Linked DNA regions of Homo sapiens: region 2 is linked to region 1. A link is an interaction called in ENCODE POLR2A ChIA-PET data of the cell type or tissue named here. Cell type or tissue: GM12878. All regions are shown on one strand.

Evidence for each region. Peaks named below come from ENCODE experiments on the same cell type or tissue, not always from the same donor. Only the 100,000 strongest peaks of a DNase experiment are listed, where the experiment ranks them.
Region 2: POLR2A ChIA-PET joins it to region 1 with 5 read pairs; 2 of 35 experiments call an interaction of 5 or more read pairs at or near these places.

The regions. Positions count from the first base shown.
Region 1 is chr6:24,926,723-24,931,722 of GRCh38, reverse strand. The region is part of intron 1 of RIPOR2 (RHO family interacting cell polarization regulator 2); the gene reads left to right. Among named protein-coding and RNA genes, the nearest start is that of RIPOR2, 6.7 kb to the left of the region's middle. RefSeq lists an enhancer at 2,148-2,267. In GM12878, no CTCF peak of the experiment used is centred here; a DNase peak (open chromatin) is centred at 2,286; H3K4me3 peaks cover 2,368 bases; H3K27ac peaks cover 3,254 bases.
Region 2 is chr6:24,510,600-24,515,599 of GRCh38, reverse strand. ALDH5A1 (aldehyde dehydrogenase 5 family member A1) reads right to left here. Exons shown (of 10, transcript NM_001080.3): 5 at 290-433. Among named protein-coding and RNA genes, the nearest start is that of ALDH5A1, 18 kb to the right of the region's middle. RefSeq lists a silencer at 1,769-1,858. In GM12878, a CTCF peak has its summit at 1,778; no DNase peak of the experiment used is centred here.

The DNA.
Region 1 (5,000 bases):
AAAGTATTTCTCAGGTTCTTGTATTTCCTGGACACTTACATGCCTTTTAAGATTATGCTTGAAGATCACAAGAAACTACAAAGCATTTGTCAGATTTTCAAATGTCCCCCAGAGCTGGTAGAGTGCAACTGAGCATGAGAATACTTCTGTCCTGGATAACTGTGTCTGAGAAAGTTGTTTCAACCTCCACAAAGGAGGGGAACTCTCCCAGATGGAGATGAACTGGCAAAAGGAAGTCCATTCAACCATTAGCTGCCTGTTGCTCTTAAGGAGACTAACAGCTGGTTGGAAAAAAATTGGCAGTCACTTTTGAACCAAGCCTCTCTCCTTTCTCCAAGCCAAGTAAGTTAGCACTTTTTCCTTTTCAAAGGGAACTTCAGGTCAGAGGGAGCAAGAAGACTACAAAACACTTAACACACACACACACACAAAAAGAATTGTAATTAGGATAAATACCTATTTTTTTTGTCTTTCCATGTAGGCTGTTTACAAAACCAAGGTAGTATTTTTCTTTTAATAGGTAAATAATTATGCAATCTGGTATAATCTGGAATATTTTGATATTGTTTCCTGAATTGTATTTGCTCCTTCCAAAATTAATAGAAAGAAGAAAGGGGAAAAAAGCAATTAAATTCATATTATGTACAAAACTAGTAAATGTTGAAAGTTCAGACTGGTTAAGTCATACCCTCCATGGAAAAAGTAAGAGAAATCAAATGTAAAAGTATATGAGCCTTGGCTAGAGAGGATTGGAGATTTTTGTGTGATTATGCCACATTTTATAACATAAATAAATACAAGCATTGCTATTTAACTATGCTGAATCTTTCTCAAGAAATATCTGGGTTTCTCAAGTGGACCCAATAACGGGATTGGAAAAGGGGCAGAAAGAGGCTGCCCTAGTTTCCTGGGTTGAAAAGAATTGGTCACTCTTTGCTTTCACAATTTGCCAAGATTGCTTGGATCAATTTCCACCCCCGAATTCCTGGATAAATGCTTTAGTTGGAAGTCACTTTCCCTACTTTATTTGTCCCAGGGTCTGGAGCAGACAAAGACCTCCCCACAGTAATTCATGCTTGTGTGACCTCTGCCTTGGATTACTGCAAAACATTCTCTTCCCATAGATGTCTAGGAAGCTTTCTTTGGCTGGTGCCAAAGAGATGGTGTCATTGCAGGGGCATAAACTAAAATAGCACATTGCACTAAAGCTATGCAGGCTGTCTTAGCCACCAGTCCACCCCCCTGATTTATGGCCCCCAGTGACCTCAGGGTAACCTGTTTAGATCAGGCCAATGCCAAAAGGGGCCCAAAACTACAAGTAAAACATTTTAGATGTTTATTTTAATATCTCTATGAGCAGCAAGCCAAGTCTTAACTTTTTAGGAATGATGTGTGTAAGATATACTAGAGTATGTCTTCTATAGGGCTTGAGTTGAAAACTAAAAGTACATGCATACTCATTGTAGGTATGATAATTTAAACAAAGAAAAAGAAATGTGTAGTTTTTGTGACCAAAATATTAAAATAAATCTGGAGGGTTGCACTCCCACCTCTCTTTTTGATAGAAGCCACTTCACTTACACAAGCCAACATATTTATTAAAAAGATGTGATTTATCTGGCTAACTATGCCTCCTGTATTTTTTCAAGAGACAGGCTCTCGCTCTATCACCCAGGCTGAAGTGCAGTGGTGTGATTGCAGCTCACTGCAGCCTCAACTTCCTGGGCTCAAGGGATCCTCCTGCCTCAGCCTCCAAGTAGCTGGGACTACAGGTGTGCACCACCATATCCAGCTAATTTTTTAATTTTTTTTGTAAAGCCAGCCTCTCACTATGTTGCCCAGGTTGGTCTCAAACTCCTTGCCTTAAGTGATCCTCCCACCTAGGCCTCTCCAAGTGCTGGGATTACAAGCGTAAGCCACCATGCTCAGCCTGCCTTCTATATTTTATTGTGCTAAGCAAATGTCAGTTTATTCAACTTCTCATTTATTTTCGGATGGCAAAATTTTGTCTACTAATTATCTGCCAAAAGCTGTGATGTTTAACTAAAATGTTTAAAATTCAGTTGATTTTGGAAGATATTTTAAAAGAGAAAAGGTATTAGTTGAGACAAATTAAAGTGACTCTTTCAAGTACCAGAAGGACAGAGAAAAGTTGGAGAGCAAGAAAAAGAACTAGTAAATGGTCCTAGAAAGTGAAAATGGAAAGAAGAAAATGAAACTAGAAATGCAAGTGCTAATGAGACAGTAAACTCTCTTGTACTTCCTCATCATTCAGTATGGTCCAGGCTGTGCCAGGTGCTAGTTTCTGGGACCCTGAAATGAGGATGTGCTTGGCTGACTATGAGGGTGATGATTCCATAACATCTGCACACCCTAGGCTGAAGAGGGACGTGTCAAGAGCCTGAACTGTTGGATTCTTGTTGACAGACAAATCAGATCATGTAAGCTAAAAACCATCTTTACTTTGTGCTGTGTAGCCAGAGCATATCTTATCATTTAGAATATTCCTTCCAAAAAAAAAAAAAGAACAATTTAGTTTATCCTTTTCAGATATTTTTAAGAGAAAGATTTTGACCTATGCTGTGATAGCAATCAAAAGCCAGATATAATTGGCAGTGTTTCTCCAGAAAGCAAATTAATAATAATTTATGTCATCATTCTTTCACATGTTGGCTTTCTCTATCTTCAATTTTTTCATGTCTCGGTTTGCTTAAAAAATGCTTCACGCAGAAGATACTTAAAGACACAGTGATGGATACAAAGTAAAACTCTTGAAACTTAAAATATAAATGTGAGAAACATGGGAACTTTTTGGGGTGGGTAAAGTGTCTCTTTTCCAAACTGAGGAAGAGAGAACACACTCGGATCTAGCTTTGTAAAGATTTTCATTAATAGAGAACCTCTAAACAGAGAAGAGATCCTGGGGTTATTTCGTCTGTGGCTATATTACAAGTTTAGTCCTAGACAGCAATTATTTCTAAATAAAATAAAGAGAAGAAAGACGTTGCTGCCTTCCGGAAAGTGATGAGGTTATGGTGCTACTTTTCTCCACAGATTTTTCTTTCTTTGCCTTTGAATTATTGGGAGTTAAAGGTTTAAATATTTATACTATACCACTCACACAGCAACAGCGTAAGAGCAGCTGGTCCCTTCTCCCTCTTGACTTCATTCTAAACTGTTCATTCAGTGTAAGAAGTAACAAAAAGATAACTTGCCTTTCAGATCACAAGATGAGTCAGCTGGCTGAGCCTTTGAGTATAATTTTTTTATTCTCTATAAATTGAACTTCAGAAATCTCTGAGAGAGAATAAATATGAAAACATTTTCTATGGTGGGAATTTTCTTTCTATTTATAACAGCAAAATACACTAGTAGAATGGTATTTAAAAAAATATACCAAAGACTCAAATAAGCAGATATGATTTGTAGAAGGCACTCTTAACTCTCTTAACTGCCTTCAGATAAATTACGTGACTAAAATATTAGGAAAAACAAACTCTTCTCCTTCAACTTGTGGTTCATATGCTGAGGGATACCAAGAATGTTTTTGAGGTAGGGCATGACTCACACCCCTATTAATCTCCACAAGCATCTCTAAAAACTGAAAAATCAATTAAAATTTTTAATCTTAATAGAAAGCGTAATAGAAAGCTTTTTAAAGAAAACATTGCAGTTTTGAGTGGTCTGCATTCTACAATCTGAGTAAAAAATCACGTGTTGCTCTGCAAACAGCTTCTAGAGAAGGCCCAGACCCCTTTTCTAACCATATTGCTGTATTGGGTACTTTGCATACAGAAATTCTGAAGCCATTGTTGTTTTTAAATCTTTGATTTTTAGCTTCCAGACTTCCAAACTGAGGGGAAGTAACATATATGCTGTGGAATGAGCAAAATATTTGAACTCATAAAACCTAGTTCAACTTACTAGTTGTTTGGCTTTAGGCAAATTACCTAACCCCTGAGAAGATTCAATTCCCTTTTTCCAGTGAAAATGATGATAATAAAGGTGATGGTAGTAGTGGTTGTAGTGGTGGTAATGGTGATGATGATTATGATGATACTGATGATGATGGTGGTGGTGGCGGTAGTGGTTGGACTGGTGGTAGTGATGATAGTGGTGGTAGCGATTATAGAGATAATAATAATTGTGGTGGTGGTAAGGTGATGATGATAATAATCATGATGATGATAGTGGTGGTAGTGGTATTGGTTATGATGGTGATGGTAGTGATGGTTGTAGTGGTGGTTATGGTGATGATGATTATGATGATAATGTTGATGATGGTGGTGGTGATAATGGTGGTGATAGTTATAGTTGTGGTGGTGGTGGTGATGGTAGTGGTGGTGAGGTGATGATGATGATATTCACGATGATGGTGATGGTGGTGGTGGTGGTGATGGTGGTAGTGATTGTAGTTGTGGTGGTGGTGGTGGTGGTGGTGGTGGTGATTGTAGCTGTGGTGGTGGTGGTGGTGGTGATTGTAGTTGTGGTGGTGCTGGTGGTAGTGGTGGTGGTGGTGCTTGTAGTTGTGGTGGTGGTCATGGTGGTGGTGATTGTAGTTGTGGTGGTGGTGGTGGTGGTGGTGGTAGTGAGATGATGATTATAATAATCATGGTGGTGGTGGTGATGGTGGTGGTGATTGTAGTTGTGGTGGTGGTGGTGGTGGTGGTGGTAGTGAGATGATGATTATAATAATCATGGTGGTGGTGGTGATGGTGGTGGTGATTGTAGTTGTGGTGGTGGTGGTGGTGGTGGTGGTAGTGAGATGATGATTATAATAATCATGGTGGTGGTGGTGATGATGATGGTGGTGGTGATGATGGTAATGGTGAAGATGATGCTGATGATGCTGCTGCTGATGATGATGTTGGTGGTGATGATGATGATGATGATGATGATTAACCACTCAAAAAACTGCTGCGTTTAAAGGGAGATAATGTATGATATACTTGAAAACCATAAGGGTTTACTACATAAATATCAGTTATTATGTAACGGCG
Region 2 (5,000 bases), 420 kb after region 1:
CGGGTGTGCACCACCATGCCTGGTTAATTGTTGTATTTTCTGTGAGGGGGTTTCATCATGTTGGCCAGGCTGGTCTCGAACTCCTGGCCTCAAGTGATCTGCCCACCTCAGCATCCCAAAGTGCTGGAATTACAGGCATGAGCCGCCGTGCTTGGCCTGCGACAGAGCTTTTAACACTCTGCTGGAAATCTTTCCAAAATTGGTGATCAGGATGAAATAGTATTTTTATAACCTATCAAGATAAAATATTAGAAAGACATTTGTTTTCTTTGAAACTTGAGTCACATACCTTTCCTGTAGTTGTTGAACCAGTAAAGGAAATTTTGGACACCAGAGGATCAGTACAAATTGCCTCCCCTACTTCCTTGGCATTCTTTCGAGAACAGGGAATAACATTGTATACACCTGAAGGAATCCCAGCCTGGCTTGCAAGCTATAAAGAGAAACAGCAAACATGTGCCAACAATTTACCAAACTGAAAAAAAAAAAAAAAAAAAGAAAAGAGAAATAAATAGATACTTAACCCAAAAAGTAATGGAAGAAAAATTAAGCTGACACTGGGGACAGACTAAGAATATATTTGAAGTTTAAATATAATTCTTATTAGTGCTAAAGTCACGTTAATATTAATGGGTTGTTAAAGATCATTACAATAAAATTTCTACCGGACATGGTGGCTCATGCCTGTAATCTCAGCGCTTTGGGAGGCAGAGTTGAGAGGATCACTTGAGCCCAGGAGGTGGAGGTTGCAGTGAGCCAAGGTTGCGCCACTGCACTCCAGCCTGGGGAACAGAACAAGACCCTGTCTCAAAAAAACAAACAAACAAACAAAATTCTTAGAGTATAAGTTTCTTTCTTTCTTTTTTTTTTTTAAGACAGTCTTGCTCTGTCACCCAGGCTGGAGTGCATTGGCATAATCTCCACTCATTGCAACCTCTGTCTCCCAGATTCAAGTGATTCTCCTGCCTAAGCCTTCCGAGTAGCTGGGATTACAGGTGCGTGCCTGGCTAATTTTTGTAGTTTTAGTAGAGACGGTTTTCACCATGTTAGCCAGGCTGGTCTCGAACTCCTGGCCTCAAGTGATCCGCCCACCTCAGCCTCCCAAAGTGTTTGGATTACAGTTGTGAGCCACCGGGCCTGGCCAGAGCATGCATTTCAATGCCACGGTCTGTTCAAACTAATAAAGAAGCAAATAAAAAAACCTGAATTTCTGCCCTGAGAAAAATCAAAGGAGATGCCAAGAAAAAAGTTACTTGATTCACCTGTAGAATCAAGGGTGGGAAAGTGAAAAGGGGCATTTAATGAGCACCTACTAGGTGCAGGGCAGCAGTGCAAAGCCTTTCCATAGGTGATTTCCCAGGGGGATGATGAAGAAAGGGAGGCATAGCAGAGAAGAATGCAGCCAAGGCCACAGCTAGTAACAGAACCCGCATGCAAACCCACAGCTACCTGATCTGGACACTCATGCTCTTTCCATAGAGATTCCCTTTGGATAAGACATATCCTGAATTATTTTAATTTCTGGATTCCATTAACAATTAGCTTATTACATAAATCTGACTGGAGATTCTGGGAAGATGAGTTTGTGAGTCTCCCTCAATATCCTCATGAAAACAGCAATTAGACAGCAAACCCCAAATCTCAGAGACATTCACAAGACAATTACAACAAACATTTACAACAAGGTATCTCCACAAACCACAAATTACAAGTGGGTAAGAATATACCACCTGTGTTGACAAGACCTGACCGTCATATCAGCACCTGTGTGAGAGGAAGCAGGGGGCAGCAACGGGCCGTGTGGTATACCCAATAACAGAGAACCCCAAATAGTCCACAGCTGTTCCTCTGAGAACAGCAGCTGTAAGTGGGAGGGCCTTGCCCTATCAATAGTAGGTGAGTACATGGGATGCTGCAATGTCAATAGTAGGTGAGTACATGGGATGCTGCAATAAGGAATGAAGGGCATGGAGAGTCCAGCCCCTGGGAGCCGTGTGATGAAAGATGAGGAGGCCCTGATAAAAACAGGGGAAGGGGATGGAGCCAGCCAGGAAGCAAGCTACCTTATCTTTGAACACGATACACAAGGAAGCAAAAGGTACACTGTGAAGGAAAAGAAGCTATATTCCTAACTGGGCCTTCTTCCAAAAGTTCAGAAAACTAACTTCACATAAAAATAAAATTCTGACAAGAACACTGAGGTCAAATCCCATAAAAAGTTGTTAAAAGAAAAGAGGCTGGGTGTGGTGGCTCATGCTTGTAACCCCAGCACTTTGGGAGGCTGATGTGGGAGGACTGCTTGAGCCCAGAAGTTCTATACCAGGCTACGCAACATAGTGAGACCCTATCTCTACGAAAAAATAAAAAACAAAATTAGCTGGGTATGGTGGTGCACACCTGTAGTCCCAGCTACTTGGGAGGCTGAGGCAGGAGAAACGCTTGAGCCTGGGAGGTCGAGGCTGCAGTGAGCCGTGATAGCAACACAGTACTCCAGCCTCTGTCTCAAGAAAAAAAAGAAAAAAATAGAAAAAATAATAAGAAGTAGAATAATATCCCTATAGACAACAAAAGCATACCAGAAAGACATGCCCACAAAACAGACCCAAACTGGGCCAGGTGCGGTGGCTCACACCTGTAATCCCAGCATTTTAGGAGGCCAAGGTGGGTGGATCACTTGAGGTGAGGAGTTCCAGACCAGCCTGGCCAACATGGCAAAACCCCGTCTCTACTAAAAATGCAAAAAATAGACGGGCATGATGGTGTGTGCCTGCAATTCCAGCTACTTGGAGGGCTGAGGAAGGAGAATCGCTTGAACCAGGGAGGCGGAGATTGCAGTGAGCCAAGACTGTGTCATTTCACTCCAGCCTGGGCAACAAGAGTGAAACTCTGTCTCAAAAACAAAACAAAACAAAACAAAACAAACAACATTAAAAACCAGACCCAAACTGTAACTTACAATTTCAAAACAAGGTAAAAGATGACAAGAAAATCACATCAAGACACAAAAGAACAACCAACATGAACTGAGGCTAGAAAACTTTGGAAATGAGGTGAAGGAATATAGGAAAGAATCAGAAGAAAGAAGTAAATCATTTCAGAAATGAAAACCAAATTAGAAGGAACACAAGCATGAACAAACACAACACATAACCTCAAGAAAAATCGAAGGTGAAAAGAAAGATAATTTTAGAGATCATGGTGGATGGGAAGCAGGACTAGATTGCAGCTCCCACTCGGATGGACAAAACAGCATGTGGAGGCTTGCATTGTGAACTTTTGCTCCAGAACGACTGCAGGAATAAATCAGGAAAACTGGGAGAGCATACAGATCCTGTGAAGGAAGCAGATTGCTCCTGCAGGACCTGGGAGACACCCCAAATACTGTGCTGGTATCTACGGCTGAGAGACCCACAGATGGTTCACATCACAGGACTCTGTGCGGACAACCCTCAGTAGCAGCCTGGAGCCTGGTAGACTTGCTGGGTGGCTAGATCCAGAAGACAGATAACAATCACTACAGCTCGGCTCTCAGGAAGCCACATCCCTAGGAAAAGGGGGAGCTACTACATCAAGGGAACATCCCGTGGGACAAAAGAATCTGAACAACAGCCTTCAGCCCTAGACCTTCCCTCTGACAGAGCCTACCCCAATAAGAAGAAACCAGAAAGCCAACTCTGATAATATGAAAAAACAAGATTCTTTAACACCCCCCAAAAATCACATGAGCTCACCAACAATGGATCCAAATCAAGAAGAAATCCCTGATTTACCTGAAAAAGAATTCAGATAGTTATTTATTAAGCTAATCAGGGAGGCAACAAAGAAAGGCGAAGCCCAATTTAAGGAAGTCACAAAAAAAAAAAAAAAGATACAAGAAATAAGGGGAGAAGTTTTCAATGAAATAGATAGCATAAATAAAAAACAATCAAAACTCCAGGAAACAATGGGTGCACTTATAGAAATGCAAAATGTTCTGGAAAGCCTCAGCAATAGAATTGAACAAGCAGAAGAAAGAACGTCAAAGCTCAAAGACAAGGTTTTCAAATTAACCCAATCAACAAAGACAAAGAAAAAAGCATAAGAAAATATGAACAAAGCTTCCAAGAAGTCTGGGATTATGTTAAACAACCAAACCTAAGAATAATACGTGTTCCTGAGGAAGAAGAGAATTCTAAAAGTTTGGAAAACATATTTGGGGGAATAATCGAGGAAAACTTCTCCAGCCTTGCTAGAGACCTAGACATCCAAATACAAGAAGCACAAAGAACACCTGGGAAATTCATCACAAAAAGATCATCCCCTAGGCACGCTGTCATCAGGTTACCTGAAGTTCAGACGAAGGAAAGAGTCTTAAGGGCTGTGAGGCAAAAGCACCAGGTAACCTATAAAGGAAAACCTATCAGATTAGCAGATTTCTCAGCAGAAACCCTACAAACTAGAAGGGACTGGGGCCCTATCTTCAGCCTCCTCAAACAAAGCAATTATCAGCCAAGAATTTTGTATCCAGAGAAACTAAGCTGCATTTATGAAGAAAAGATACAGTCTTTTTCAGACAAACACATGCTGAGAGAATTCGCCACTACCAAACCAACACTACAAGAACTGATAAAAGGAGCTCCAAATCTTGAAACAAATCCTGGAAACACATCAAAACAGAACCTCTTTAAAGCATAAATCTCACAGGACCTATAAAACAAAAATACAATTAAAAAACAAAACAAAACAAAACCCAAAAGTATTCAGGCAACAAATAGCATGATGACTGGAATAGTACCTCACATCTCAATACAAACATTGAATGTAAATGCCTTAAATACTCCACTTAAAAGATACAGAATTGCAGAATGGATGAGAGTTCACCAACCAACTTTCTGTTGCCTTTAAGAGACCCACCTAATACATAAGGACTCACAGAAACTTAAGGTAAAGGGGTGGAAAAAGGCATTCCAATCAAATGGACACCAAAAGTGAGCAGGAGTAGCTATTCTTATATTAGACAA